6 separate regions of the Homo sapiens genome follow, and regions 1, 2, 4, 5 and 6 are each linked to region 3. The links are chromatin loops, found by intact Hi-C in ENCODE. Cell type or tissue: ascending aorta. All regions are shown on one strand.

Evidence for each region. Peaks named below come from ENCODE experiments on the same cell type or tissue, not always from the same donor. Only the 100,000 strongest peaks of a DNase experiment are listed, where the experiment ranks them.
Region 1: it touches region 3 in a loop (12-fold over the local background); 5 of 110 quality-filtered maps call a loop at or near these places.
Region 2: a loop joins it to region 3, with 8 times the contacts of the local background. A loop is called at or near these places in 10 of 110 quality-filtered maps.
Region 4: a loop joins it to region 3, with 9 times the contacts of the local background. A loop is called at or near these places in 3 of 110 quality-filtered maps.
Region 5: a loop joins it to region 3, with 17 times the contacts of the local background. A loop is called at or near these places in 3 of 110 quality-filtered maps.
Region 6: it touches region 3 in a loop (6-fold over the local background); 7 of 110 quality-filtered maps call a loop at or near these places.

Annotation. Positions count from the first base shown.
Region 1 is chrX:109,534,347-109,539,346 of GRCh38, reverse strand. It overlaps NXT2 (nuclear transport factor 2 like export factor 2), which reads right to left and starts at 2,503. Exons shown (of 4, transcript NM_001242617.2): 1 at 2,326-2,503; 2 at 1,216-1,302. The coding sequence starts at 2,340. RefSeq lists enhancers at 1,973-2,032, 2,323-2,522 and a silencer at 2,143-2,192. In ascending aorta, no CTCF peak of the experiment used is centred here; DNase peaks (open chromatin) are centred at 1,858, 2,216 and 2,776; H3K4me3 peaks cover 1,683 bases; H3K27ac peaks cover 1,536 bases.
Region 2 is chrX:107,116,807-107,121,806 of GRCh38, reverse strand. It overlaps RBM41 (RNA binding motif protein 41), which reads left to right and starts at 2,985. Exons shown (of 8, transcript NM_001324242.2): 1 at 2,985-3,041. The coding sequence starts at 3,034. RefSeq lists enhancers at 3,032-3,221, 3,602-3,681. In ascending aorta, no CTCF peak of the experiment used is centred here; DNase peaks (open chromatin) are centred at 2,976 and 3,283; H3K4me3 peaks cover 1,595 bases; H3K27ac peaks cover 382 bases.
Region 3 is chrX:108,089,251-108,094,250 of GRCh38, reverse strand. PSMD10 (proteasome 26S subunit, non-ATPase 10) reads left to right here and starts at 2,709. Exons shown (of 5, transcript NM_002814.4): 1 at 2,709-2,844. The coding sequence starts at 2,731. It overlaps ATG4A (autophagy related 4A cysteine peptidase), which reads right to left and starts at 2,473. Exons shown (of 13, transcript NM_052936.5): 1 at 2,415-2,473. The coding sequence starts at 2,424. RefSeq lists enhancers at 2,271-2,510, 2,561-2,960. In ascending aorta, no CTCF peak of the experiment used is centred here; DNase peaks (open chromatin) are centred at 2,570 and 2,960; H3K4me3 peaks cover 2,250 bases; H3K27ac peaks cover 1,491 bases.
Region 4 is chrX:106,996,853-107,001,852 of GRCh38, reverse strand. MORC4 (MORC family CW-type zinc finger 4) reads left to right here and starts at 1,641. Exons shown (of 17, transcript NM_024657.5): 1 at 1,641-1,985; 2 at 2,104-2,176. The coding sequence starts at 1,884. RefSeq lists silencers at 1,577-1,656, 1,667-1,876. In ascending aorta, a CTCF peak has its summit at 2,720; DNase peaks (open chromatin) are centred at 1,542, 2,462 and 2,712; H3K4me3 peaks cover 2,013 bases; H3K27ac peaks cover 1,252 bases.
Region 5 is chrX:106,800,333-106,805,332 of GRCh38, reverse strand. TBC1D8B (TBC1 domain family member 8B) reads right to left here and starts at 2,660. Exons shown (of 21, transcript NM_017752.3): 1 at 2,350-2,660. The coding sequence starts at 2,479. In ascending aorta, no CTCF peak of the experiment used is centred here; a DNase peak (open chromatin) is centred at 2,702; H3K4me3 peaks cover 2,114 bases.
Region 6 is chrX:107,823,589-107,828,588 of GRCh38, reverse strand. It overlaps MID2 (midline 2), which reads right to left and starts at 2,723. Exons shown (of 10, transcript NM_012216.4): 1 at 2,159-2,723. The coding sequence starts at 2,162. RefSeq lists silencers at 1,906-1,955, 2,116-2,305. In ascending aorta, no CTCF peak of the experiment used is centred here; DNase peaks (open chromatin) are centred at 2,228 and 2,758; H3K4me3 peaks cover 2,778 bases; H3K27ac peaks cover 2,738 bases.

The sequences.
Region 1 (5,000 bases), 1.4 Mb before region 3:
CACATGCACACATATGTTTATTGTGGCACTATTCACAATAGCAAAGACTTGGAACCAACCCAAATGCCCATCAATGTTAGACTGGATAAAGAAAATGTGGCACATATACACCATGGAATACTATGCAGCCATAAAAAAGGATGAGTTCCTGTTCTTTGCAGGGACATGGATGAAGTTGGAAACCATCATTCTCAGCAAACTAACACAGGGACAGAAAACCAAACACAGTTATGTTTTCACTCATAAGTAGGAGTTGAATAATGAGAACACATGGACACAGGGAAGGGAACATCACACACCTGGGCCTGTCAGGGGGTGGGGGGCTAGAGGAGGGATAGCATTAGGAGAAATACCTAATGTAGATGACGGGTTGATGGGTGCAGCAAACCACCTTGGCACGTGTATACCTATGTAACAAACCTGCACATTCTGCACATGTATCCCAGAACTTAAAGTATATATATATATAAAATCCTATGCTTAATAAATGGGTTTTATATAAAAAATAGGTTTTTAGAGATAGGGTATTAACTTTTGCAGCTGCAGGACAGAAGTAGTTCTCCAAAGCACAGTTCTATGCTGGTAAGAGACCTAGGCAAGACTCACTTGACCACATACTGACATAATTACGTAAAAGATATGGTGCAGGGATAAGTTGCAATGAAAAAGCTGATGAAATCTCGGTCTGTTGAGGACTTAATATTATCCATGCTACATGCATACTTTTTGTGGGTGTAAGCTATACTTTTGAGCCATGATCAGAAATTATCTATAAATATATGAAATAAAAGGGGCGAATCAGGAAATATTCCCCGTAATGACCCACCCCTTCATTAGCACTAATAATACCTTAACCATATTGGTTAATTGATGGAACTAAGAAAAGGAAACATATTTAAGAAAATATGCTGGGCCTAATGTTAAGTGCGGTATTTTAATTAATTCATACTTACCAACCTGAAAATAAAATGAGGTTAAGGGAAAATGGCAACTTGCTCCAGGTCAAAGAACTAGGTAAAAGTAAACCTGGGATATGATTCCAGAGCCCATGTTCCCACTAATGCCATACCAATCCTTCCCTGAGCAATTTGCTTTTAAAGAGTAAATCCACAGTTACCACTTATGCAAGTCAGATGAAACGCTGGCTCCAGACACAACCTGGTATTTAATAAAGAGTAGTAGTCTATAAAGAGTAGTAGAGTCTATAACACTCACCCGTCTTCTTTTATCCATTGTCTCATAGTAAATATTGACAAACTCCTCAGCAGCTCTACATGCCTGATCTACATAAGTTTTAAAATCCTACAAGAAAAATTCCAGAAGTATAGATTACCAACCTTTTCAACCCCTCACAAACACAAAACCACTGACAGAAGCTGATGATTTATTTCAACCACTATGTAGCTCTATATACAGTCCACATTCTTTCATATAAATTCAGACATTTTAAAGGCCGGACTCTGAAGTTTGCAATTTTAAAATTTTTCACTAATTTTAAGTGCATGTCTTTAGGACATAATCTTCTCAATGAATCTGAGTCTTTTTCAGTCTCCACATATAAATTTATAATCTTTTCTTGGCAACTAAGCACTTTAGACTTTCAATATTTTACAAACATTCACGGCAATGAAAATGACACCACCTGAACCTTAGAAAAGGAGAGAGAGCGGCAAAAACTGCCACTGAATAAGCTAGGAAATTGTTTTCTGTTTTCAAGTGAGGTGTTAGAGCCAAACTCCAAAGTTGATGAATGGGAAACACACACACACACACACACACACACACACGAAAGTAGTTCAACTACTTGAAAAACCGGCAGCTCCACTTAGGAAACTTTCCCACATTGCGTAAATATTCACTGCTGTTTGCCTAAGAACTGTGACACCGAAGAAAGCAACGCTGTTGGCGTTCGTGCCGGAGAATTAAGGAATACCTTCCTTCTCATTCATGTACGGGGCCCAGTCTATTACTAAATTAAGAACAATGAATCGCCAGTTTCTTTGTCAGGTGACTGAAAGTGATTTTTAGAGAGGAAGATAATCGAGAGAAAGAAACTGCAAGCCATAAACAACAAACCCCAACATCCCCGCCTCTCGCTATTTCCCAGCTCAGGGTCCTTTCCGGGATCAGAAAGCGACTGCTAACCAGGCTGGGGGTGGGGCCGGCAGGGCGGGCAGCAAAGCGTGGGCCCCGCCCCGCAGTGCAGAGAGCCGGGACGTGATTCGTCACCTATCCACGTGAGCAGCAGCCAGACCGCCCCGGAATCCCTCCTCTCAGCCACTGGAGTCCGGCGCCCAGCCGTCCTGCCACGGCCCAGGCACTCACCAGAGACGTGGCCATCTGGGACCTTGTAGCAGTGTGTTCTGGCAGTGTCGGCGTCACTACCTCCTCACGTGTCCGGTCCGCAGGGCTGCGGAATGATCAATACTTATGAAGAGAGCGAAACCCGCCAAACGCACAAAATTTTCCACCCTCCCATTCTCTCCCGGAAGTAGCTCGGTCCGTCGTTAAAAGCACACCGATGTTCCAACCTTAAGTTCCACTTCCCTTCAGTTCCTGAAGATCCCTCCCATCCACCTTATCTACTTGTTTGATACTTAGTTTAAAATTTAAAAGCCACTTTGCTTTTGTAAACATGATACTCAACAGGAAAGTCCCCTACTTTTCTAACGACAAGCCTGGGGACAAGCAAAAATGAAAGTGTTCAATTACAGGGACTTTTTTGCCCCAGGAGGCGGAGCCAAAGCCCTCTGAAGACCAATTAGAAATGCGAGGAGACCTACTATTCCGTAGCCTATAGGATAAGTGGGCAGAGCTTGGGGAAAGGCGTGCGTGACTAGTGAACAATTTAGCATTCTGGAACGTTCTGGAAGGATCATCCTCACTGAATTACTACGTTTTGGCAGTATGCCTAAAATTACTATTTCATTTTAACCCAGCCACATTGAACAGGAAAAGTTCATCTGGTTTCTCCATTCTGGCATTTTAAAATGTCTCACGGACACCAACAAAAATTAAGTTTACAGTGCTATTCACCATCTTTTAAGGGCTATTTATTCTGCAAGGTATTCTAACAATAACTAAAATGTCGAGTGCTGACTATATGTAAGGTGCTTTTCTAATCAGTTTTACATATATTCACTTATTATAACAATGCTGAGGTAATTGCTATTATTTTATCATCTTCATTTTACAGCTAAGACTGTAAAATCTGCCTACGGTCACAAACTAGTTGAGATTCAAACTCAAGCAATATAACTGTCATGGCAATGTGGCTTTGCTCCCCAACACCCCTTAAAAACCTCTCATCCCAAAGCCGCCAATGACTTCTGATTTAAATGGCAAATTAATTAGATGTCGTAGTTTTACCTTGAGTGGCTGGTGTGTGGCCCCTCATAATAGTTACTTCTTCTTTGGTATCCTTCTCTGTCTCCCTGAGACCAGTGGCTTCTGTATTTTCTCATACTTTTAATCTTTCTCTTTATCTGGCTCTTTTCTCTTCAAGGTAGGACTAACGGAAGCTTCTTCTCAGCCAGCCAGCTTCCGTTTTCCGTTAACCTCTGACTGGCGTCACTTCCGGTGCATCCCCCCTTTTAAAGCCTCCCTTCTTCAGGGTGATCTAAATTGCTACTCGTATGCTAATGAATCTCAACAACCTATCCCAAGCCCCCACCCCTTATCTGAGCTCCAATTACACATAATAATTTTGCTAAACATGAACGTGACTGCACTATAGGCTTCTCAAACTTGTACGTCCAAAATTTAAACTCATTATTTCCTCCGCACTTCCAAACTTTTATATTCTCCCAGTCACCTATCTTGAATTCTCGGAATCTTTATTTTTTTGGTTCCGCTCTCCTCCTCATCATAATTCATTCAATAAATATTTATCAAGTATTCACTATGTGCCAAAGATTGTGCAAGGCTCTGTATATAGAGTGGTGAATAAAATAGGCATGTTTCGAATCCTTGTGAGGCTCAAAGTGTAATGAGAGTGCTAGACAATAAACATAACATTGAGTTACAAAGAAATACTAAGTAACTTGCTTAGTTCTGACCATTCCCTATAGCAACCCTTCTCCCTCTTCCCCTCCCCTCCCCTCCTCCTCCTCCTCCTCCTCTTCTTCTTTTTTTTAGAGACAGAGTCTCACTCTGTGGCCCAGGCTGGAGTGCAGTGGCATGATGTTGGCTCGCTGCCAACCTCCGCCGCCCGGGTTCAAGTAATTCCCTTGCCTCAGCCTCCCGAGGAGAGTAGCTGGGACTGCAGGCGCCAGCCACCACGTCCGGCTAACCCTCTTCGTTTTTCTCCCTCGCTCTTCTTGGCTCTCTCCCTCCCTTTCTCCCCCACACTTCTCTCACTTTCCCCATCTCATTCTCTCCTCCCTCTCTCACCCCCACTTCTCTCTCTTTCCCCCTCTCATTCCCCCTCTCATTCTCTCCTCCCACACAAACTTTGATAACTCTATTGTCTATTTTCTTCCAAATTCTCATAATCTTTAAATACCTACCTTGGTCTGATCTGAATTTATTTTCCCAGGCTATTCTCCCAAATTCACCAACACTGGCAAAGTTAACTACTACTGTTTGCCAAGAATGACTGATGTTTACTACTTCATTGGTGATTGTTTTTCTTGATTGAGAGATTGTGTTTTATATGATTTCATTCAATCCTCACAACCCCCAGAAAGGCAGACATTATTATCTAGATTTTTAAAAATTTAAACTTAAGTTTAAAGAAGTTAAGTAAATTGGTTAAGATGATACAGCTAGTGGACCTGGGATTTCAGTCCCAAACTTTCAAATCCCAAAGTCTGCTTTTAGACACTTGGCTATTCATGCATTTACTTATATATTCTTATTTTGGAATGTTCCCTCCATTTCTACCTGCCCTTCAGGGACCAGAACAGGTGCGATCTTCCCTATGAAGTCTTCCCTCATTTCATGTCCCCTGAACCCCAACTGTTGTGAGCTCTTTAATGGCTATGAGAATGGCTATTGGT
Region 2 (5,000 bases), 970 kb after region 3:
TTCAGAAGCGTGCCACAAACAAAGCACCTAAAAAGGACAAACTCAGAAAATGTGTCTCTGTTAAGAAGGAGCTTCTGGATTAATTAAACTAACCTTGTTAAATTGACAGAAAGACAAATGAGGCATATTTTTCGGTTTGTCATAAATTCTTCTAGGGGTAAAATTGTGAAATTAGGTAAGATCTCTGTGCCCATGTATAACATCTAGAGATCTCCAAGGCTTTGTATACACTGTCTGATGTCCTTTTAAGCTGGGGAGAAGAATGTTGTGGGAAACAGAATAACTATTATTACACAGTTAACAAGTTTGGCAGAATTAGAAATGGCCTGGTTTTCTTTTTAGTGTAATTTTCTGAATGTTTGTCTGTTTGTACCTATCACTTGCGCTGGTTACAGTTATACACAGGTATGTAGAGTACTTCTTATGACCTTGCTTTCCAGTTGCAATTCCACAGCTATGTGAATATGTATCTTAGCTATTCGTTCTCCACTCATCCCACCTAGTGGATTTGCAATGTAGTGTGTATCATTTCAGTATCAATAGGCTATATGTTTTATTAGAAGTTGTACACAAGTTTGGTGTGATGGTTGGTGTAATATTTGTTCCATCCTTTGCCACCGTCCCAGGGGATAAGCACACTAGCAACCTTGGTGTATTTTTCCATTTCCTTGTCAATATGTCAATTGGGACAGATTGGTTGAGCCACAAAATTCAGCTCTACCACCATATAGGATTTACCTGGTGCAGGCAATGATGTGACCCCCCGTTTTGTTTATACTTATATTCAGTTCACGTTCTGTGCCAAAGCTACAAAGTGGTACATGCTATGCCTGCAGTCATTCACCTTTATGATTCAAGAGCACAGTTATTTGCATGTGACAGGTCTTAGGTAGCTCACCATGACATTTTCAATCTGATAGAAGTTCTCAGGACAGGAAATTCTACAATGTTTTTCAGTAGCTGCTTTTTGGTCCTTTGCTCTAACTTGAGCATGGAAATACAAAGCAGTTTGGATAAGTCTAAATCTACTGATTAACATTTGACTATTTACTCATAGATTACCACTCAATCATGGAATAACTTTAAAACCATACCTTTGTATGTGCTTGACAGTCACCCTATACTTAGGAGGTATCCTCATTTTACAGATGAGAAAACTGGCCTAGACCAGTTAAGAAACTTACTGAAACCCACATGGTCTAGTAACTTACCAGAGCAAAAATTCAAGTCCAGATTGCCTCTAAAACCCTGTCGTGCTATACTGTCAACTGAGAAGTGAGATTCAAATCCAAGTAGTGTGCCCCGCCCCCCACCATTACCTACAATCTTTTCTTCTTTGGCTTCTTGAGATGTAAGAGGGTTTCTCTTTAATTAAAAAAGTATTGACTAGGTAATGTAGTCATGGGTTCAAAATTCAAAGGGCACAAAAAGATACGTGAAGAATTTTTTCTGCCCTTGTCCCTCAGCCATCCAGTTCCCCTACCTGGAGGCATTCACTCATCATTTGTCTGTAAGTTCTCCCAAACATATTTTGTGCATATACAAGCAAACACACATATATATGTTTTTAAGTGACTAGAGCTCCCCTTTTTATGCAAATAGAAGCATAGTATACATATCGTTCTGCACCTTGCTATTGCACTAACTATATTTTGGAGATTGTTTAGTAGCAGTTCATAGAGAACTTTGTCATCTTGGTAACTGCTGCATAGTTTTTCATTGAATGATACATTTTCATAGTATGTTCTTGGATATTTTCATTTCTGTTTTCATAAACAATGTTGCAAGGAATGATAGTAGGTTAGAGGATATATAGTATTGAGGATTCTATTCATAACTGAATTGCTGCTTTAAAGGGAATGTACATTTATGATTTTAGTAGTATCCTCATTTGCCCCCAATAGATGTTGTACCAATTTATATTCCTACCACTAGTGTATTGAGAGCGCCCGTTTCCCCACAATCTCAATAAAACAAGTGTGTTATCAAACTTTTGGATCTTTCCCAATCTGTTAGGTGAAAAATGGTAGTTTAATGTACTTTTAAAAATAAACTTTAAGTTCTAGAACAGTTTTAGATACAGAAAGGTTGCATAGTACAAAGTTCCACATACGTACAACTCAGTTTCCCTTGCATAACTCTGATACATTTGTCACAGCTAACGAACCTTGTTATTAGCTAAAGAGCATAGTTTGTTCACATTTCCTTAGTTTTTACCTCATGTCTTTTTTTCTTTTCCAGGATCCCATCCAAGATACTGCATTACTTTAGTCATCATGACTCCTTTGGTTCCTTTTGGCTGTGACAGATTCTTGTGTTTTTGATGACCTTGCTAGTTTTAAGGAGTACTGGTAGTCAGTGTACTTTAAAATTTGTGAGATTGGACATCTTTTCATACACTTAAAGACATTTGCATTTCCATTTCTGGAAACTAAGAGCCTATGCTTTTAACCACTATACTATACCTCTTTCTTGATTCACCATAATTATCAATAAAACATATGTGGGCCTGAACATACACAGACTTCTGATTCTGAGTGGAGAAAACTCTCAAGTCTCTGTTACAGATAGAGGAGAACCATTAGTACAGGTGATATAGTCAGACTCGTGTCTGATGACTCTGGCTACATCGTGAAGGATGAAGCAGAGGCTCGACTGGAAACGGTAGGTAGGCTGGATAAATCCTTGAAAGAAAAGCAGTGTTGATAAGTTCAAAGGAAATTACAGAAGAGCCAGGAATTAGTGGTAATGGATGAGAGAATCAAGAAGTCAAAGGTGACTCGTTTTATGAGCTGGATATTTTGGGTCTTCTTTTGAACCTAAATGAGAAATTCAAAATAAATATTTGGACAATGTTCAGCATACCTGTCACTTGAGATCTACTTTCTCTTTCTGTTGCCATAGCTCTGTGCTACTACAATTCCCAGAGCCCCATGCTCCATCACAATACCCTTAGAAGTCCGCCGCGCGGAGTTCTGGGACTTGAGGTCCGCGGCCTATTTACCCAAGTTGGAGGTAGGGGCCTGTGGAAACATGAAGAGGTAAGGACTTGTCTGAAGAGCAGGCGGCAAGGGGAGCTTTGTTCTACCTTTTCTTTTGAAAATGGCTTCCATTGCTTTCTGGTTTGGGTATTGCACGTTCTCAGGATGCGGTTTCGTGGGAGCGGGAACACGACAAAGGAGACGGGAGGAGGGGAGACGGGCTGAACAGGCCTGCAGAGCGAAGTTCAGGAAGGGCTGCCACCGGGGCCGGCTGCTGTGGGAATGCCCTCCCGGCACGGGCCCCGGGAGCTGGCCGGGTGCTGCGGCTTCGTCGTTTCACCCGGACCCAGCTGGGCAAAAGGGTTTGAGGCTGACAAATTCCCGGCGCCGGAGATGTAGGTACCTCGGGCCAGCCCCTCGCCGTTCTCCCCTACCTCCACCTCCACCTGAGAAAGGCTCGGGGCGGGCGCATTTATTTGCAACGTCTGTGTGTTAAAGACTACTTGCTTGGGCCCCGAAACCATGTAGCGCTTTCGAATCTTAAAGTAAGGGAGCGGTACTTTGTTTCTAAATGTGGAAGGACAGCACCAAAGCGGTTCGATTTATGGGGTGGGGGGAGGGGAGGTGGAAGGCATTGCTGGGCTCAGTTCCCCTTACTTGTCCTGAGGTAAATGGCCGCTTGAGCCTAAATGGCCTGAGCCTCCTAACTATTGACGGGCTTAAATTAATTTTAGATTCACTCTGCAAGTAGAATCATCACTCTGGAATAGTGCAGTGCATTTAAAATTCTTACTGATATGCTTTCCTGCACTGTCAGTTCCTTGCATCTTTTAAAAAACCGTTTATGACTTTGCCTGCCTGAAACTAACCTTTAATATTTTTTTATGATATCTCCTCCATGCGAAATAATGTATAATGTATATATACAGCTTAAAGAATAATAAAGGTTCGCATCCACTACAAGCTTAAGAAATAGGACATTGCCAGTCCCTTAGAAGTCTACTGTGTCTCTTCCCTCCCTTCGTTCCCCCCTGAGGTGACCACTATCCGGAATTTTGTGTTATTAATTCCCTTGCTTTTAAAAAAGCAAATAGTTTCTAGTACATATGAATTTATCCCTAAACAAAATGTTCCTAGTCATGTATTTGAAGTATTCCTGATACTTCATGCTGGCGTTTCTATTGTAAAAGCTACTAGACTCAATGTGGCTAAAACAATACTGACTTTCCCTTTCCCAAATCATTTATTCCATCTGGAGCTTTGTCTTTCCTTCATTGGTACCATTGTTCTCTCAGTTACACAGACTGAAATTTTGGGATTATCTTTGACTTCCTTGCCTCTGCCTCCAAAAGGCCTCTCTCATCTAACCCTTTCTTTCCATTTTCACTATTACCATTTCAGTCTAGACCTTCATCACCTTTTACTTCAGTAGTTTCATAACTAGTTCTTCTTGTTTCTTCCCTTTGAATCTCTATGGCATATTATAACCACATTCATCTGTCTAAACCATCACTTGCACTGTGTCACTTAACTGTTTGATAAATTACTACTTCTTATTATCCTTCAGTATATATTACTATCCCTTTGTACTCTCTTTCCCTGTTCTCCTTTTCTGCATCACACACCTTTGAATGTCAGCTTAAAAGTACCTTTCTGAAGTCTTCCTTTACCACCTTTATCTCCCAATTTTCTCTTCTGTGAATTTCTACTAATTTGGCATATGCTTCTATGTGTTATTATTCTCTCCTCCCCCCGCTGCCAAGGCACATGCACACAACACATAAACACACACTTCTTCTCCCTAAATAGATTGTGGGCTTCTTGAGGATAGGGACTATGTCTTAAACACCTTTGACTTCCCTCAGTACCTAGCATAGTGCCTTCTGTGTAAACAGGTATTTAGTAAGTGTTCATGGACTAAATGGTAAAGGGCAATGAATTGTTGGAGAAGTGTCTTTGAATAAATGGGGTCAGTAATGGTAGATAATATAGATAAGGAATATATTTTGAGACTCACAG
Region 3 (5,000 bases):
TCACAGAGAAAAAATGAACTCAAAATGAATCATAGACTTAAATGTAAGAGATGAAGTAATAAAGCTTTTAGAAGAAAACATTGGAGAAAATCACTGAGACCTTGCAATTAGGCAAAGACTTCTTAAGTACAACACCAAAAGAATGGTCCATGAAAGAAAAAAAAATGATAAATTGAACCTCACCCAAATTCAAAACGTTTTCACTTCAAAAGACACCATCAAAAAAAGAAAAAGGCAAGCAACAGACTGGGAGAATATATGTGCATATCATATATCTCTCAGGGACTTGATCTAGAATATATAAACCATCCTTACAACTCAACACTAAAAAAACAAATAACTCAATTTAAAAACAGACAAAAGATATAACAGACACTTCACTGAAGAAGATATATGAATGGCTAATAAGCACATGAAAATATGCTCACCGTATTATAAATTATAATTTATAAATTAAAACCACAATGAGACACCACTTCACACCCACTTAGAATGGCTATAACAAAAAACACAGTAAATAACAAATGTTGGCAAGGATGTGGAGAAACAGGAACTCTCATACATTGCTAGTGGAAGTGCAAAATGTTGCTGCCATTTTGGAAAACAGTTTTGCAGTTTCTTAAGAAGTTAAGCATAAATTTTCCCTGTGATCCAGTAACTCCACCCTTAAGTATCTATCAAAGAGAAATGAAAAAAATATGTCCGCACGAAGACTTACATACTAATCTTCTTAGCAGCACTAGTCATAGTAGCCAAAAATTGGAAACTGATGTGCCTATCTAATAGTGAGTAGACAGATAAAAATGTGTTATATCCATAAAATGGAATACTATTCAGCAATAAAAAAGTAAGGAAGTACTGATACATACTACAATATGGATGAATCTCAAAAATATTATGCTAAGTGAAAGAAATCAGACACAAAGACTGCATATTGTATGATTTCATTTATATAAAATGTCCAGAATAGGCAAATTTATAGAAACAAAAAAGTAGATTAGTGGTTGTCTGGGGCTGGGAATGGGACAGAGGATTGATTAACTATAAATAGGCATGAGGGACCTTACTGGAGGGATCAAAAAGTTCTAAAACTGATTTATGGTGATGGTTGCCCCACTTCAGTAAAGTTACCAAAAATCATTTAATTATGCACTTGAAATCAGTGAATTTTATGATATGTAAAATGTGCCTCATTTTGAGTGAGTGTTATACAGGAACTCTACTAACCTTGCAACTTTTCTATAAATCTACAACTATTCTGAAATTTTTGAAAAATTAAATAAAAATAAAAATAAAAAAGTATATGTTTATGAATTGATATCAGTATTTGGCAGTACCTATCTATGTAAAATGACATTTTCAAAGATTAAATAGGTAAAAATTTCCTAACAGATCAGCATTAACAGATGAACACTTAAAATCAATTTTGACAATAGGGAACACTAATTCTGAGCCCCAATTAAGCAAAATATTATCCCCTAAAAAGAATTCTATTCTTCTCATTGGTAGTCTTCCTGTATTACAAAAAAAGTACTCAATTACTATTATATTTTGAATTTCATCAATAAAAATTTGTTGAAATTTGTTTTCTCTTTTGTCATAAAAGTACCAACAAAATATTCTTGATTTTGCCTTTTGGCCTACAAAGCCTAAAATATTTACTATCTGGCTCTTTACAGAAAGTTTCCCAACTCCTGTTCTACACTATAACAGGATAAACATAAACATCATGAGTCTCTTTCTTGAATGTATTCTTATCGTTACCTAGTTGTGGCATAATGTCCTCTGGATATGCCCTATAAAGGATCAGTCTTGCATTGCTTCTGCTATGGCACTATTTGGGATTTCTATAAAAAGAAACACTATTAGCTTAATAGTTGTAGCAAAGCCTTGACAACATAGTTAATATCGTGATATTAAAATGCCAACACCACAGCCCGGTATCCTTAAGATGACCCTCATCAAGCTGTGATGTCACCAGGCTATGGACTCACCGAGGTCTCTTAGATATCAGGTGGCTCCCACGGCATCACACCCTGCCTTTGGCATCACCCTGGCACATCACCTCAGTACGGTGCCATATGCTATCACTGCTGTGGTAGAACCCTGTCCTGATGCCACACCGCCGAGATGTCAGAGTAATTAACCCCCACTTCTTTCCACTCCCTAGGCGGTGGCAGGGAGGGGGAGGGTAGCCACAGTCACCGGTTCGAGCTCAGTAGGTAGTACTCAGCTCCAACCCTTGTCCCTTCCGCCTGCCACTGCAGGTCAGGAACCCCGGGGGACAGGACCTTTAGGCTCTCATAACTCTTGCCCTGCCCCCGAACCTGTTTCATATGGCCGACTCAACGACCCGCCAGCGACTACCCACCCCGGCTCTTTCACACGGTTCCACTCAAAGCCGCTCCCCGTACCTGACTCCATTCTCCAGCTGTCATCCTGGGCCAATTCCACCGGCAACTTGACTACGGACGGACGGTCGCTAGGATCCCTGGGACTTGTAGTTCTGCACTGCTAGGGGCCAAGTCTGTGAGGGCAGCAAAGGCGCCTCCCTGCCCGGAACTGCTCTCAAACTGCAACTCCCAGAGGCGCCGCGCGACGGGAAAAGAAAAGGGAACGAGGAAGGCCGGTGATTGGTGAAGCTCTAACGGCTGTTTTGACTGGCGTAGCCGGAGCCGGCGACGTGAGGCGGGCGTTGCTCGCGCGACAAGTAGTTGCTGGGACAGCGAAATGGAGGGGTGTGTGTCTAACCTAATGGTCTGCAACCTGGCCTACAGCGGGAAGCTGGAAGAGTTGAAGGAGAGTATTCTGGCCGATAAATCCCTGGCTACTAGAACTGACCAGGTAAAGCAACGCTAGGTCTCTCCGCAGTCGGCGACGTCGGCGAAGCCCTACGTGGCTTTCGGGGCCCGGCCCTAGCGGAGGCCCCGTTTCTGAGAGAAGCAGAACCCCGCCCCCGCCGCCCCAAGCAGTCCCCCTGGGTCACCTCGGGACTCGCGATAGGCCTGCGGGAGCTAGCCCCACAGACCTCAGATATTTTCCCGTTGGCCCGGAGCTCCGCTCCCTGATTTTTGGATAGTTCTAGAACGTCTACCGCATTTCTCAGAAACTCCCAATCAGTGAAAAGGAAGGCTTTTTATATGGATTTATTTACCTTTACTAGTAACTGTATTCAGTAACGCATGTGAAATTGAACGCCCCTTCCGTGCCAGGCAGTTTGCTAGGAGCTGGGGATACGGTGGAGTGGAAGATGCAGACAATAAAATAAGCACAAAAACATGTCCGATTACAAATTGTGGTAAATACTCGGCAGAGAAGTTTACATGGTGCTTTCAGAACACGTTAATAGGAGGATCTGATGCTGAATATGACTGTCGTTAATTGGAAAAGTTTTTGCAAAGAAGGGAAGGTTAGTTAGACTTTGAAGCATGAGTGGGATTTCCATGGGGGAATGAGTGGACATTCTAAGCAGAGGTAGACAGAAGTTTAGAAGTGTTTCTTTCTGCCCTCCTGCTCACAGGACTCTCGTGCTTTCATCCTCAGTTTCTAGGATTCATGGTGCCTTTAGTAAGCCCACAAATATTTATAGATGGCCTTGTGTTTCGCAGACAGTGTCGTAAGCACTAGTGAGACTGTCCCATACTTACAGATCTCCATTTTGTGTCTTTTGGGAGAGAATTAGAAATCAAGAGACTGTTTTCTCTTTTCTGGAACTTTCCTTTATTACTCAACCTGAAAATGGCCTTATCTTTACCTGGTTTACTTCATTATGGTCTGGTGATATTTAAGGATTTAAATTTAAATGTAATACTTTATATTAAGATTTAATACTCCATTGGAAATTTAACCATTCTTCAGTCAAGTCAGTGGCTTAAAAAGGGAAAGGAACTATTCAGCATCAAGAGACGTAAAAAACATGAAGAAATGCAATTTATGGATCTCGTCTGGTTCCTGATTTAAACAAACCAACTGCAAAAAGACATTTGGGAGACAGTTGGGGGCAATCTGAATACAGACCGGATATTAGACATTCTAAAGGAGTTAGTGTTAATTTTAGTAAGTGTAATAATGGTCTCATAGTTATATAAGAAATACCTTTATTTTTTACATACTGAAAGAGAAGGGTGAAAAGTCATGATATTTAGGATTTGTTTTTGGAAAGCTCAGCAAGGAAAAAACTAGTTAAAGCAAATAGGGCAAGATGTTTGTTGTTAAATCTAAGCAGTAGGCCTGTGGGTTTCTATTCTATTCCCTCTATTTTTGTGTTTGAAATTTTTTTGTAATAGAGTTTAAAATACCATTTTCTATTCTGTGGGGCTAAGAAGTATAGCAGTCACTGCAAATAGGGATTCCCTTTGACAAATAATGACTACTATAGCTTTTTTAATTTTTATTTATTTTTATTTATTTATTTTTTGAAACAGAGTTTCGCTCTTGTTGCCCAGGCTGGAGTGCAGTGGTGCCGTATCACCTCACTGCAACCTCTGCCTCCCGGGTTCAAGCGATTCCCCTGCCTCAGCCTCCCAAGTAGCTGGGATTACAGGCGCCTGCCACCACGCCTGGCTAACTTTTGTATTTTTAGTAGAGACGGAGTTTCACCATGTTGCCAGGCTGGTCTAGAACTCCTGACCTCGGGTGATCTGCCCACCTCAGCCTCCCAAAGTGCTGGGATTATAGGCGTGAACCACCGCACCCGGCCATAGCTTATTATTTTTTATAAAAAGTAATTTTCTTGTTTTCTGTGTGTTGTGTTTTCTAAATTATATTTCTAATTTATTTATGATTTTAAATTCTAGATAATTTCAACTAGTTTAATGAACATTTCTTCCCCCATTAGATTCATGTGTTCCTTCTACAGCATCTAACTTGAGGTCAGTGTGGTAGTAGAGATTTCAGAGTCAGAACTTCACTGACAGTTGTGCCCCAACTTCACCATTTAGTATCCATATGACCGTCCACAAGTTGCTTACCCTGAGGAGTTTTAGTTTCCTCATCTGAAA
Region 4 (5,000 bases), 1.1 Mb after region 3:
CTTTCTGGGGTCCTTTTTATGAGGCACTAATCCCATCATGAGGGTTCCACCCTTATGACCTAATTACTTGGCAAAGGCCCCAACTCCTAATCCCAATACCTAATACCATCATATTGGGAGTTAGGATTTCAACATACAAATTTTGGCGGGGCACAAATGTTCAGTCCATTGCAGCAGGTGTGGCAGTCTTGATAATTACTGCATCTGAGTAATAAGTACATGGGATTCATTATATTGTTTTCTGTACTTTTGTGTATTTTAAAAAATTGAAGAAAAGATAACTAAAAAACAGACAAATGTAAAGCACCCAATGGGGGTAAAAAATGATGCTCAAAGGACATAAACAGGCATTTGTAGAAGAGGAGATGCAAATGTATACTAAACATTTGAAAAGATATTCAGCCTTACTGGTAGTCAGGAAAATGCAAATTAAAACAATAAGGAGATACTATTTTTTATTGAAAAGACTATCAAAAAGTTAAAAGATTGGGACCATCTAGTGCTATGAACATGACAAAAGAGCACTGATTGTTGCTGGGAGGGCAAATTGCCTATCTTACAGTATTTATTAAGATTAAACCATGCACATGCTATTAGATGCAGCAGTCTCATCTTTTGGAATTCATTCTGTGGAGATAACAGTATCAGAAATTAATGACCTGTACACGAGTGTGTGAAGGAGCATTTTTTGTATTGTCAAAATTAAAAAAAGAGGACAACCTAAATTACCATAAAGGAATGGTCAAATAAATTATAGTTCATTCATGCCATAGAACATTACATATGTTTTTAATGAATCTGTTTTTCTATTATCAGTGTATATTTATAGTATATTAGAAAACACAGGTAAGAAAAAAGGAAAAAGTGTCTAGTTCCAGACCCAGAGATATCATCTTGGTGTATATCAAGTGGTTTTCGTTGTGTGTGTGTGTGTGTATATATATATGTATGTATGTATGTGTATATGTGTGTATGCATGCATATATATATATGTATATATGTATACATATATATTTGTTTTTCCAATAGAAAAGGCATCATGCGTTCCACAATATGTTGTAACTCCTTGTTTTCTTCATTCCTTCATGAATATTTTTCTACATCAACACATACTTATCTACAAACATGGCCTTCAAGAACTGGATGGTATTTCATTTTATGCATACTTCATAACTCGACCAATCCCCTACTTGGCGGTATTTAAGTGAATCCAATTTCTCCTTTTAGAAACACCGTCCCTGCATGCTAGCAAGACTTTGGAGATAGTTTGCTAATTGCCTTCCAGAAAGTTCTGGGTGCTTCTGGAGGCATTTGAGGCAGAGTAGGTAGAATGTTTTCCCATCAGGCGAGCTTGCTATCTTCCCAGATAGCAACACTGTAGTCTTTAGAACTTGAAAGACTTGTCTTATCTTGCCTGTTAGTCATGCAGCCTAAGCGGGACTAGGTTCCAGAAATCCCATACATGCTCTCCCTCCTCTTGCTTCATTCACGCCCCTCCCCACGCGCCACCCCCGCCCCCCGCGCTTTCCCGCTCGGCGGCCTGGCCTATGGCATACGCCAATAATTAATTAGGGGCGGGGATCAAGGAGCGGCTGTCAGGAGGTCGCCATATTTCTGTACGGCCCAGAGGCAGCCCGGGCAGTCGCCGGGTCGGTAGAGGTGCTGACAGGGCGGAGCCGCCGCTTGCCTCAGCCGGCCTCACCCCTCCCGCCCGGGACAGGTGGCTGGAGCGCGCTCCGCCTCCGCCAGCTGCGAGTGGGAGCGAGGGAGGGCCGGTCCCGGACGGTCGCCGCCAGCTGCGAGTGGAAGTGAGCGAGGGCTAGTCCCGGACCGCCGGGCCAGGGGTCCGGCGGCAGCAGACGGGTACCGTGGCGGCCAAAAAAATGCTCCTGTACCGAGGGGCCCCCGCCGGCCCTGGCGCGCCGGGCTGCGGGCTGGCCCGGCCCGGCGGCGGCCCGCAGGCCTTCGGGATCCGCCTGAGCACGGTAGGTCCGGGGCCCGAGGGGGCGGACGCGCGCGCGGGCCCCTGGGCTGCGGGGGGCGCGCGGGGAGGGCCCGGCGGGCCGAGGCCTCACGCGGGTCGGGACCTTCTCTCGCCCCCAGATGAGCCCCCGCTACCTCCAGAGCAACTCCAGCAGCCACACGCGACCCTTCAGTGCCATCGCGGAGCTGCTAGGTGAGTGGCGAGGGCGGGCCCGGCCGTGTTCGCCCGAGGCAGTGGTGCCAGCGTGGTGCCGCGGACGCGAGAGGAATGCGCAGAGCCGCGCGGGGCGGGCCGGGGCTGGGGTGGGGGCCTCGGAACCGGCCCCGGCTCCGCAGGCGGAGGAGGGGGATGGCTCTCTCGCCAGGAACTAGGTTCCGCTCATAAAACGGAGGAAACGAGGTGTGTCTGAAGCGTTAAAGACACCAGTGTGGTTTTTCTCTCGCGCTCGTGACGTTCGGGCACTTTAGGATAGCTTAGTTAGTAATCAAAAGGAGATGCATAAAAACCTCGGGCCCTGAGGCAGCTGGGTCCGCAGGGGCTGGCGACCGACGGAGGATGCCTAGCTAGCAAAGGGGCGTAGAGGACCGAGGCGGGTCCTGGGGAAAGGTCTGGAAAGCGGAGTTCCTTAACTTTTGAGACAAGAAAAGTTAGGAATGATGGGACATCTCTTAAGAGATGACACGAGTGCATTTGGCTCCCTGCTACTGCGGAGGGCTGGGTCCGTGGTCCACGAGCGCCCTCACACCGCTGGAATGAATATTGAGGACTTAACCTCTCGCTCCACCGGTGTTTGCTTTTAAAGTGTTTTCAGTTGATCCCTTCAAGCCAATTACACCAGTTTTTGCAGTAGTGTGCTACTGTGTGGAAAGCAAAGAAGAAACGCAGTCCTGCACAAAACGCAGCAGCATACAGGGCGCATTATACATGCTTTGAAAATCGAAAGAAGGAAGAAGTGTTTATGGGCAAGGTTGCACAGAACAAACTCTTGAAAATGTTTTCAAAGCTCCCCAAATGAACCCCGGTCTCTACTTAAGCAGTCGCTGTGGCCATGCCATGAGAGTTATCTTGGGTAAGAAGTCAATGGGTAGCAGGGGACTTACTTGGAAGGGTGATAAGAATGATAGAGACCTTTGATGATTAACCATAACACGGAATGCTTTACAATATGTGTAATTTAATTAGAAGGTGAAAGGCAAAAAGTGGAATTGATACGTTTGGAACCCTAGAGCAGAGGGACTGTATCTTTGAGGTTTGGTACTGTGCCTTGGGGCTGTGCACTGAACCTCTGCAGAATGGAATACAATCCAAGTTAAGTATGTAATTTACAAGAAAGACTACAAGGGAGCAAAAAGTAGTGATTTACATAGTGGGGGATGGGAAAGCGAAATGTATTGTTCTCTCATGGTTGGCACGGTGCAGAACGTGATATACCTGTGCTGTGCTTACTGTACTTTCCAGGTGATTTAATGAGTTTCCAATTTGTAATTTTGGATATTTGTGATTTTGGCCATAAGCATTACCTTAAAGAACCTAAGCCGGATCTAAGACGTCCAGTATGAGCGCGAGTATGTGTATGTATTATGCACACACATGCATGCATACATGTATACAAACATAGATTTTAAGACCAAATAACAACTATTTGTGAAAATATTAATAATAGGGAAAAGAGAGAGCAAAGTGTTAACTGGCAATCCAAAGCTTTCATTTTAGGTTTTCCTTCAATCATTTTCTCCACTTAAGCATTAATTTTCTAGTGAATCATTCATTTGGTAAATATTTATTGAGCACCCACTGTGCGCAAGGCCACTGTGGTAGGCACAAAAATGAATACAACACAGATTCACTCTTCTAGTAGGGGAGATAAAACATGTACAGAAGGTTTATGCTTTGTCTAACAACAAAATGGAAATCGATATATAAACAAAGATAAAAACAAGTGCTGTGGGAGTTCAGAGGAAGGAGGAATGGCTTCCAGTTTATCAGGAAGAGGAAGGTTAGGAAAGGCTTTGTGGAGGAGGTGACATTTAAGCTGAGATTTGAAGGATTGGGACATGTGGATATGGGCGGGGAGGAATTCCAGGCAAAAGGAACAACTGCTTGAACAAAGGCATGAAGAATATTGAGTGGAGTTTAATTAGAGCATGGGGTTCACAAATAGTAAAAACGATAGGTACTTAAAAAGTTTACAAGCAGCTTTCACAAATAACTTTTTAACATTACCATTTGAGGTAAACATTTATTTTCATCCTGCAGATGAAGAAAAAGAGGTTCAGAAAATTTAGTTGACTTTTCCAAGGTTACATATATACTAAGTAGCAGATCCAGGACTCAAACACAGGCCTTTTTACGCCAGATACTAAGTAAGGATGAGGTTAAAAAGGTCATCTGGGATCAGGATGTGATTGGGAGGCTCCAATATCTGGCTTTTTAGCCTGAAGTTTTCTGAGCAGGGGAATGTCATGATCAGAGCTGTGCTTCAGGAAAGTCAGTCTTGCAGCAGTGTATACAATTGAAGGAGAGAGATACGGATTTATATGACAGGAGGTTATTGCAATAATCCAGATGAGAGGAAATAAACTCTGTAAGAGACTGACAATGGAAATAGAGTAAATAGGATATGAGAACGTCTAGGGATGCATAGGGTAAAGGAGAGGGAGGGATAAGAAAATTACTTAAATTTCAAATTTGTGGTCTATTCAATGCTAACCTTGTGTGTGTTTGTAACAAAGGAAGAATAGGCTTGTGACAAAAGGTGATGACCTTACCTTTAGGCAGGAATACTTTTAGATACCTCTAGGATTTATGTAGGACAGTAGCTCCACCCTTGGCAATCTTTCATGTAGCCACCTATAGGCCATCCTTCTGGAACAGGGGAGGATGGGAGCCTTATGATGCTATGAAACAGAAAAGGATGAGAGGCTTGTGAAGCACTACCTCAAAGCCATCTCCCATTTGCCATCTTATCTCTCCTGGGAGGCTGTCATGGAATAGTTTCTCATTGCCTCCTAGATTC
Region 5 (5,000 bases), 1.3 Mb after region 3:
GTGGGAGGATCCTAAGGCCAGGTGTTCAAGATCATGCCTGGGCAACACAGCCTGTCTCTTAAAAAAAAAAAAAGAAATTAGCCAGGCTTAGTGGCTTGTACCTGAAGCCCTAGCTACTCCGGAGGCTGAGGTGGGAAGATCACTTGAGCCCAGGAGTTCCAGGCTGCTGTGAGCTATAATCACATCACTATCACTGCCCTCCAGCCTGGGTGACAGAGTGAGAGATCCTGTCTCAAACAAAAAAAAAAAAAAAAAAAAAAGGAAACTTGCAACAAGTTAAAAAAAACATGCAATACTACATTACAGTGATTATATTTTCAAGAATTTGATTTACCTACTTAAAGGAACACAGTTTTAGTATGAGGAACGAAAATAAATTATAAGACTATTCCTGAGGCTGTAACACGGGACTATAAAATCTATTTTAATTTTTTTTTTCTTTTTGAGACAGAGTCTCCCTCTGTTGCCCAGGCTGGAGTGCAGTGGCCCTATTACGGCTCACTGTAGCCTTGACCTCCCAGGCTCAAGCCATCCTCCCATTTCAGTCTCTCAAGTAGCTGGGGCCACATGGCTGGCTAATTTTAGTATTTTTTGTAGAGATGGGGTTTCGCCATGTTGTCCAGGCTGGTCTTGAACTCCTGGTCTCAAGCAATCCACCTGCCTCGGTCTCCCAAAGTGCTGGAATTACAGGCATAAACCACCGTGCCCGGCCTGAAATCTATTTTAAATATATCCTGAACTATTCTCAATGGACTCAAGTGGATAATTTATGTCACTGGGTAATTATGAACATCGATTCTAAAATTTTGATCTCGAAAATATCTGCATCTATTAAATGGAAAGACTCTTCTGCAAAATAGCATTTGTAATTTTTAAAAATTAGAAAATGACAAAATGTCACATTTAACAGGGCAATTTTTGTTGCCATATTTTCGAGAGGGCCTTTTTAGAAGCTGGATAAGATTAATAGGTCTAGCAAAATTTTAAAAAATGTCCTGTAGAACCTCAGAATTCTTTGCACCCCGGGAGTGGCTTGAAAACGAAATAACAGCATACGTTTATCACCATCTTGACGACATACATTGATTTGGTGCTATTATCTTTCGTTTTATCCTCTCAACTCTGTGAGGTAGGCACCATTTTCCAAGAGAGAAAAAGCAAGGTCATCTCCTCCATGAATTATAACTTGCCTAGTTTACTAGGTGGTTTTCTTTTTCCTTTAGACCTTCCCACCCTTCTTATCCAGATTATAAGCACTGCAAAGCCAAGAAACTGAATCTTGTGAACCTTGTGGCACACAGTAGGTGCTTAAGGTTGAGTAAATGAAAGAGTTTGAGGAATGTCATCCAACAAGTAAGAGAGTAGGATGGGACTAAAATGCAGGTTTTCGGGACTCTTCCCTCTTTCCATTACATCACGCTGCCTGGTCTACCACTTCAAGGTCACAATACCAAATTAGAGATTGATTAGAAAAAGAGCTCTTGCTTTCCCAACGTCCAAAACTTTAAATATCCCTACCCAAGATGAGTGGTCTCAAAATAACTTTCTCTGGAAACTTTAAACATTTGGCCAAAAAACACTTTTTAAGAATTGGGGTCAGGGTGGGTTAGACAGGAAGAGTTAAACTCTTACCGTCTGGCTTACAATCACAGCTTTGAATGAAGGGGCAGCACCAGTCACTCAAGAGATTAATTTATTACGACGTTGTTAATAGCCTTTGAGAGGGGATCCCAAAGATTGAAAACTTGGAGACAAAGTAAAAGATGCTAAATTGGGAGAGATCAGCAATTCTGAGCCTACCCCTCCACCTCTCCTGACTCCAGTTCTCCCTCCTCCCTAATATTTCTTTTGAAGTCTATTTCTCAGGATGTGATTGGGCGCCTCCCTTTCTCCTCACCATCCCCGCGTACCCACTCCATCCCATCCCCCATACGCTTAATCTCCCCAGGGTGCTGATGATCGGTATGGGTTCTGTGAAAAAAGTTAAGTTCACAACTGCGAACTGGCCCCTGTCACCAGCCTAAATGCGACCTGTCTAGGTCTAACACTCATCATCAGCCTCCCTCCCCCCATGGGAAGCGACAAGGTAGGTACCCGTTTCTTCCTTGGCCTCAGAAAGAACCGCGCTCCTCCCTTCACCTGTCCCAACCAAAGAGCAACTCGTCGTCCAGTGAGACATTCTCAGGACTTGGAGGTGGTGGCGGAAAGGTGGTGTCGGGAGAAGAACCCCAGTCCCTCCGCCCACGATTTAGGATCGGGAAACTGGTAGCGACGAGTAACTGTTGTCCTCACCACCTTTTAAGTAACAGCGAACACAGCCCAGAGGCAGGTAGGGTGGCCACAGCTTACCTGTGAGCCCCCCTCCGCCTTCCTCCCCGTAGCCCCGACGCCGCTGCAGCACGAAGTAGTCGTTGGACCTTTCCATCAGCCACAGCTTCAGCGCATTTTTCAGAAGCACTTCCTCAGGCTTCAGCCACATCGCGAACTTTGTGCCCCCCGGGAGCAGTGACCTAGATGCCCTCCTCACCTCACTCTCAACCCGTCTCTTCCCCTCTGCTTCTCCTCCCACCAAATCTTCCTCAGGCGACAGCAGCTCAGGTTCAGGTTTTCCACACTTCCCCCAACCCTCCCTTCTCTCCCACGTAGGCAGAGAGATTGCCAATTCCCTCCCACAGCGCTACCGCCAGACTGGGAAATAGTCCCGCTTCTTTACCTCTTGGGAGTTGTAGTTTCCTACGCGCTTTTCTGTGCTCAAGCGACTGGAACATGGGACTACCCTTCCCACAATACACTGGGGTGAGAATGGGTGGGGGTGCTTTCAAAGCGGGTCCCAGCCATCAGTTAAGTGTGTTTTGCCTATCTGAAGTTTAAAGCATTTTTTTGGTTCAAATAAGTGAGTCCCAGGTGTAAAGGTGTTGCTTCTTTTTATCATTTTACAGCCGAAGGCATTAAACTGTAGAAAACAAAGTTTCTGGAATTTTGGAATATCGGTTCATTCCAGGAAGTAGCAGTAGCAACAACTAACATTTAATGAGCTCTCACTATAGACTCAGGCGATCTCACGTAATCCTCACAGCAGTCTTGCGAAGTGGACATTCGTCCCCGCTTTGCACATTAATAAAGGAAAGCACTGTCGGGTGAGGCGACTTATCCAAGGTCACACAGTCAGTGATACGATTCCTTCTCTAAATCCAAAATTCATGCCTAGATTAAGCTCTTTTTGGTTATATAGGAAGAATATAAAATTTCCAGAAGCCACGCGTTTTCTTCACTCCGTGCACCGCTCCTTTCCTTCACTGTCGCCCCTATCTGTTTATTAAACTGCTGTAATGAACCACAGAAAATCTCTTGTCCAGCTTCCTATTTTGGAATCTAAACAATTTATGTGCATTTTTTTTTTTCTTAAACTCTTAAAAAAATCCCTTTGGAAGCAAACTTGATCTCTTTGTATCTTGGCAATGATGCGCAGCGGTTTGAACACTAAGGTGAATGAGGTCAATAATTTGCATGATATCGCTGTGAGGAAATATTTGACAGATGTTTTTATTTATTGCAATAACTAAGTCCACCGGAATTAAAGAGTGCATTAAAAGTGAAAAAAAGTTTAGAGGGAGGAAGGAGTTGGGAGGCCATGTATAAGCAAAGGGCTCTTGGCAAGCTGTTTTGAGAATAGAGCCTCAAAGTCATGTGGATTAAAAAAAAATGGGGTGGGGCACACGCAGATGCCAAGCCAAGGAACTCTGCCCTGGAGGAGCATCTCTGGGGTAACCTTCCAAGATGTGTGCCATCTCGAGTGAGGCAGGCGTGTGCTCCAAGCAGGGATTTTTCTTGTGAATGAGAAAAGGGGCAATCTGGGATTCTCTTCTACTAAATGGCAGTAAGTAGTCCCAAGGCAGCTATCTGGACAGTTTGGAAAGAGATAATCCTTTCAGAGTCCAGACTGCAATGTATCTTTGGGAAAAGCCATCGCAATTTGAATGTGTACTAAGGGAGGTAATTTCTTCTTCTCTTCCTGGAGAAAGATCAGTAAATGTAGCAAACGTTGAGAGATATCTTCCTTTCTTTTTACCTTTCCTTCCCCTTTTTACTTCCTTCCCCATCAAACCACATCCTTTTCCAATACCCTTAAAGGTTACAGTGTGGCAAAAGCTATCCAGAACTGGATGGCTTTTCTACCTGTTTACTCTGCAATTTCTTCCAGGTATACCCACATGCTCCCTGTTACAGGATCAGGGCCACTTTTGGCTTACAGCAGGGCGTTTAGAGAGCTCCTGCTTTAGTAAATAAACATTTCACCAATTATGTAAACATTTTTTTCTAATTAAATTACTTATGTGATCTAAATTTTTGGCTCAATAATAAACGACTTAATTTCGCACCCTTGCAAATAAAAGTATTTTCCTAGAAGCACCTTAAAAAAATAGAGCGTGCCACTCTATTCAATGTCAATATAAATTGCTTGGGGAAGGACTGGGATTGCACACTGTCTGCATTGCTGGTACAGTACTGGTGCTGTACTGGTACTGTATATGTATTATGTCATTTAATTTTCATTAATAAGCTTGCACATTTTTACATGCTTACTTTACGAATGAAGGAAAGGAGGCTCAGAGAAGTAACTTGCTTAAGATCGTATAGCTAAATAAACAGCAAAGCTGGAATTTGAACCTAGATTTGTCTGATTACAAACCATGACACTATACTGCTTATGCATATGGTCCATAGTTACCTCAAATACAATATGTTCAAAGCCAAACTTATTTTTCCAATATTCCCCCTGGTTGATGTTTCTCCTACTAGGTTTCCTAGTTCAAAGGCCACTGTTTACCAAGACACTGAAAGTAAGAACTTGGTGTTAGTCCATTGGTTGGCCAGTCTCTCTCTCTCTCTCTGACACACACACACACACACACACACACACACACTCCTCTACTTCTTTTTCAAAAGTCCATCCCATCTGCCTATTATGGCTTTAGATTAGCCTCACAACACTTTCCCGC
Region 6 (5,000 bases), 270 kb after region 3:
CTCGCCTGTAATCCCAGCACTTGGCGAGGCCCTCAGACAGCTTGACCTCAGGAGTTCCAGACCAACCTGGGCAACATGGCAAAACGCCATCTCTACAAAAAATACAAAAATTAGCTGGGTGTGGTGGCATGCACCTGTGTTCCCAACTACTTGAGATGCTGAGGGAGAAGGATTGCTTAAGCCCGAGAGGTGGAGGCTGCAGTGAGCTGTGAATGTGACACTGCACTCCAGCCTGGGTAACAAAGCAAGACCCTGTCTCAAAAAAAAAAAAAAAAAAAGAAAAGAAAGAAAGAAAAGAAAAGAAAAGAGGTTTAATTGGGTCATGGTTCTGCAGGCTGTACAGGAAGTGTGATGCCAGCATCTGCTTCTAGGGAGGACTCAGGAAGCTTACAATCATGGAGGGAGGCGAATGGGGAGCAGGAGATTCTCACACGGTGTGAGCAGAAGCAAGGGAGAAAGAGAGCTGGGGGGAAGTGCCACACACTTTTAAACGACCAGATCTCAGGAGAGATTACTCACTATCACAAGGACTCACAGTCAACCAAGGTGATGGTGCTAAACCATTCATGAGAAATCTGTTCCCATGACGCAGTCACCTCCCATCAGGCCCCACCTCCAACACTGGGGATTACATTTGTACATAAGATTTGGGCAGGGATAAATATCCAAACTATAACAAACACATAAATCAAGTTGTGAGGAGCAACCAGGAAAAATCTAATTCACATTACATATCCATGTTAAGTTCATTGATTGGGCAAGAATATATAAAAATAGCAAAGACAGTTTCTCCCTCAGTACAGTCATGAGAGGAGACAGACAGGGGGATGTGAGGGTCGGGGGTGGGCAGGGGGAAGCTAACCATCTGGGGTACAATGAAACCACTCCCCAAACAGAAGAAAAGTAGGGGAGGAGAACTCCCTATTCAGCAACTCCCTTCTATTGGAATATTGCCAGAGAACTGATTAGAGTACTGGGACGGAGCAGAATGGGGTTAAAGGCAGCCCTTCTGGCCCAACTTGAGAATCAGAGGGATCAACCCACACACAGTACTTCTCTATTTAGTTTCCAATATATTCCTTTATAAGGGCTCATCCTCAGAGACACACAACCATCACCATCTATCCGCCCCACACTCAGAAATCCTCAAAAAGGCAAAGTGGTTGAGAAGTAAGATGCTGCATGGCTGGGAGGCTGGGAGTGCACACGTTGATGGGGAAAGGCTGGGGTCCAAGGGGCTCTGCTGGGGGATTTGGGTAGGCAAGTAAGCGTTGTGACATAGGAAGGTGAGTGATCCTGAAAACGGGTAGGGGACCGTGGAAGAGAGAAAGTAAAGAGTACAACGACTGCAGGATTTCAATTTCCTGCTCTAAGAAGAAACACCTCTGAAAAATAATGTGCAACACACGAAGTGCTAAGTAACCTAAACCTTATCATCACCAGTAATGTTTCTGTAAATCTACTCCGCCGTTATTTACTTAATTCTTACAAGGCAGGAATGGAAAATCCCCACTCTCCCTGGTTGCGTCGCAGTCTGTCCTGTGGACATATGTAAGTTTTCCCTCTCCCCCACAGAGCTGATTTCACAGCTAGGCCAGAAATAAGGAACCATCCAGACGGAGACTCGAGGATCGCTCCCTGGCAGAAAAGGGATTAAGTTTCACCGGGCCTCCCCGCCGGCAGGGCGTCCGCAGCCACGCCGGCTGCTGCGACAGCACCGCCCGGCAGACGGCCGGCCAAGGGGCGACGCCTGGGCCGAGGAGGCTGCCGGCTGCGGGAGCGTGGGAAGGCGGCCGTGCCCTTTCCCAGACTCGCGCCCAGGCGCCGGGGGATTCGCTCGACTGCCCGCGCCGGGCCCGGCCAGGCTGCGCAGAGGCCTCGGCCGCCCCCGCCCCGCACCCCGGAGTGCAAACTCCGTCCCAGGAGGGCAGTGGCAGGAACCCGGGCCCCAACAGCATGACTGAGAGCCGGAGCTGAGCTGGGGCCCCCGTCGCCGTTTCGAGCCTCGCGGGCCCCATCACCCTGCCTCGCCGAGCCGGAGAGCCCTCGGCCAACGCCGGGCCCCGGCGGCACCTGAAAAGCGGCCGGAGCCGGAGACTAGCCCTGCGAGGGCTACGACGCTCGACCTCCAGGGCCGCGGCGAGGGGGCGCGTTTTACCCATAGCGTTCCCAGGTGCCAGCCATCTCCTCCGCTCGCTCGAGGGCGCTGGGCTCTCGTCTGCCTCCGCAGCGGGTTGGCTCGGGCTCCGGCGCGAGCTCCCGGGCCCCGGTCGCCGCCGCCGCCGCTACCACTGTAGGCCGCCGCCCGCCTTCGCCGCCGCTGCCGCTACCGTCGCCGACGCCGCGCAGCAGCCGGGATCCGCCAGCCCGCGCGCCCCGCAGGGGACAGCACGGCGGCCGCGATGCTACCGCAGCTGGGCCTCCCGAGCTAAACTTAAGAGTTTTCGCCCCTCAGTCCAGGGGCAGCACCATGACACCACGGCAGCACCACACTGTCATTTCCGCCGCCGCAGAGGAAAAAAAAGGCAATCCCTTCCAAAAGGGAGGCGGAGTGGGGGCAAACGGGGCTGGGGCTGACACCCCAAGGGAGCACTGGGAAGGGCCCAAGAAGAAGGGGTGCTCGGCCACCTTCCCAGGCTCACCTTCCGCCGCCCCCGCCACTCCCAGCTCCCCCAGCCCTTCCTCTGGAGGCACGTTTACATGTCTTCTCCCCTGGCAGGAGTGACCGGAGAAACCTGAGCAAGCAAAGGCAGCCGGTGGGTGGGGCTCGGGTTACTACTGTACCTACCAGCTGATTCCAGCAGCCTTTTCTCCAGCGCCCTGTCATCTTGAAGGAAGACACACCGAGAGGGACCCGGACGGGTGTGCGTGTGTGTGTGTATGGTGTGTATGTGCGTGTGTGTGTGTGTGACAGAGCGACAGAGATAGCTAAATGTGTGTGAAATGCAGAAGGAAGGCTATGGCTAAACTCTTCTCCCACTCCCCAATCCCCCTGTCCCCCAACCCCACAAACCCCCAGGTTAGAACAAGAAAGAGGCCTTTGCAACGGGTAATAAGAAGAGAGAGCCGGGTCCACCGCAGAGATCCTCCCTATGAAGCTGCTCTATGCAAAGTTAACTACAGAGTAAAACAAAAATAGTGGAGGAGATAGAAAAGGGCAGACAATTGAAGGAAACCGAACCTCTCTTTCTTTTTACAAAAAAAGAATGGCTGTGTTTTATTGGCCTCGGGCAGAAGTTGTGGAGGTGGATTAAAACCATCAAAAGAAAAAAAAAAGTAGGATTTTTCTTGTACCTTCAAATTGTTGACCAGTAAAACAAGAGGGTCGTTACCACATGGACAATGAGGCAGATGCTAGCTATCCAGCTATTCCAGGTCCCTAATAAGCTAATTGGTCCATTTGGAATCCAGCATCCTCCCATTGGTCTGGAATCAGCCTGTTTGCTGACCTGTCATTGGCTCAGAGACCACCACCCGACTCAAAAGGTGGATGGGAGAGGGAAAGAGCAGGAAGCCCCATAAGAGACTCTGTTTCTAACTTGGGGCAAAAAGGGAGAAGAAGGGGAAAGAAATGAGAAAATGGGAAGACTCACCCCAGCACACACACACACACGCCTCCCATCATTGTGCATAGGAACAAGTCCAGAAAAATTGAGGTATCTCTTGGTATATCCCTTCAGGGAACCAATAGTAATCAGTCAACACTCCTGTTAAACAATGTGCTAGAGAGCACTGAGGTGGAAACCAAGACAAAAGTCACAACCAGGCTCTCCTGATGAAAGTCTGGCCCCTAAGAGAAGTAAAAGTTAGTGAGTCACACTTAAAGCACAGGCAACAAAAGCAAAAATAGGTAAATGGGACCATAAAACTTTCAAACATCTGCACAGGAAAGGACACAATCAACAGAGTGAAAAAGCAACCTACAAAATGATAGAAAATATTTGCAAACCATATATCGGATAATGTGCTAATATCCAGAATGTATAAAGAACTTCTATAGCTCAATTAAAAAAAAAACTCTTAAAAGTGGACAAAAGACTTGAATAGACATTTCTCCAACGAAGATATACAAGTGGCCAACAGGCATATGCAAAGATGATCCACATCACTAATTGTTAGGGAAATGCAAATCAAACCCCAATGAAATATCACTTCACATCCATTAGGATGGTCACACACACACACACACACACACACACACACACACAAAACAAACACACAGGAAAATACGGCAAGGTGTGGTTCACACTTGTAATCCCAGCTACTCAGGAGGGGATGCTGAGGCAAGAGAGTCACTTGAGACCAGCAGTTAGAGATCAGCCTGGGTAACATGAATAGAACGTGTCTCTACAAAAAATAAAATTAGAACAGAAAATAATAAGTGTTAAGGTTGTGGAGAGATTGGAACCCTTGCACACTATTGTAAAAAGGTACAGCCACTATGCAAGGGAATGTAAACTGGTGTAGCTGCTATGGAAAATAGTATGGAGGTTCCTCAAAAAATTAAAAATAGAACTACTATATGATTAAACAATCTTACTTCTAGATATATATCCAAGCAAATAGAAAACAGGATCTCAAAAAGATACTGGCAAACCCACGCTTACAGCAGCATCATTCAAGAGGCAGAAGCAAATTTAATGTCCATCAAGAGATGAATAGATAAAGAAAATATGGTATATATACACAAGGGCATATTATTCAGTTTCAAAAAAAGAAGGAAATCCTGTCACATGTTACAAAGTTGATGAACCTTGAGGACATTATGCTAAGTGAAATAAGCCAGTCACAAAAAGACAAATATTCCATGATTCTACTTATATGACTGTCTAAAATAGTCAACTCATAGAAACAGAAAGTAGAATGCTGGTTGTCAGGGACTGCGAGGAGGGAAAAGGAAAGAGTTGTTCAGTGGGTGTGGAATTTCAGTCATGCAGGATGAGGGGGATGTTCTGGGGATCTGTTGCACAACAATATGCATGTGGTTGACAATATTGTAC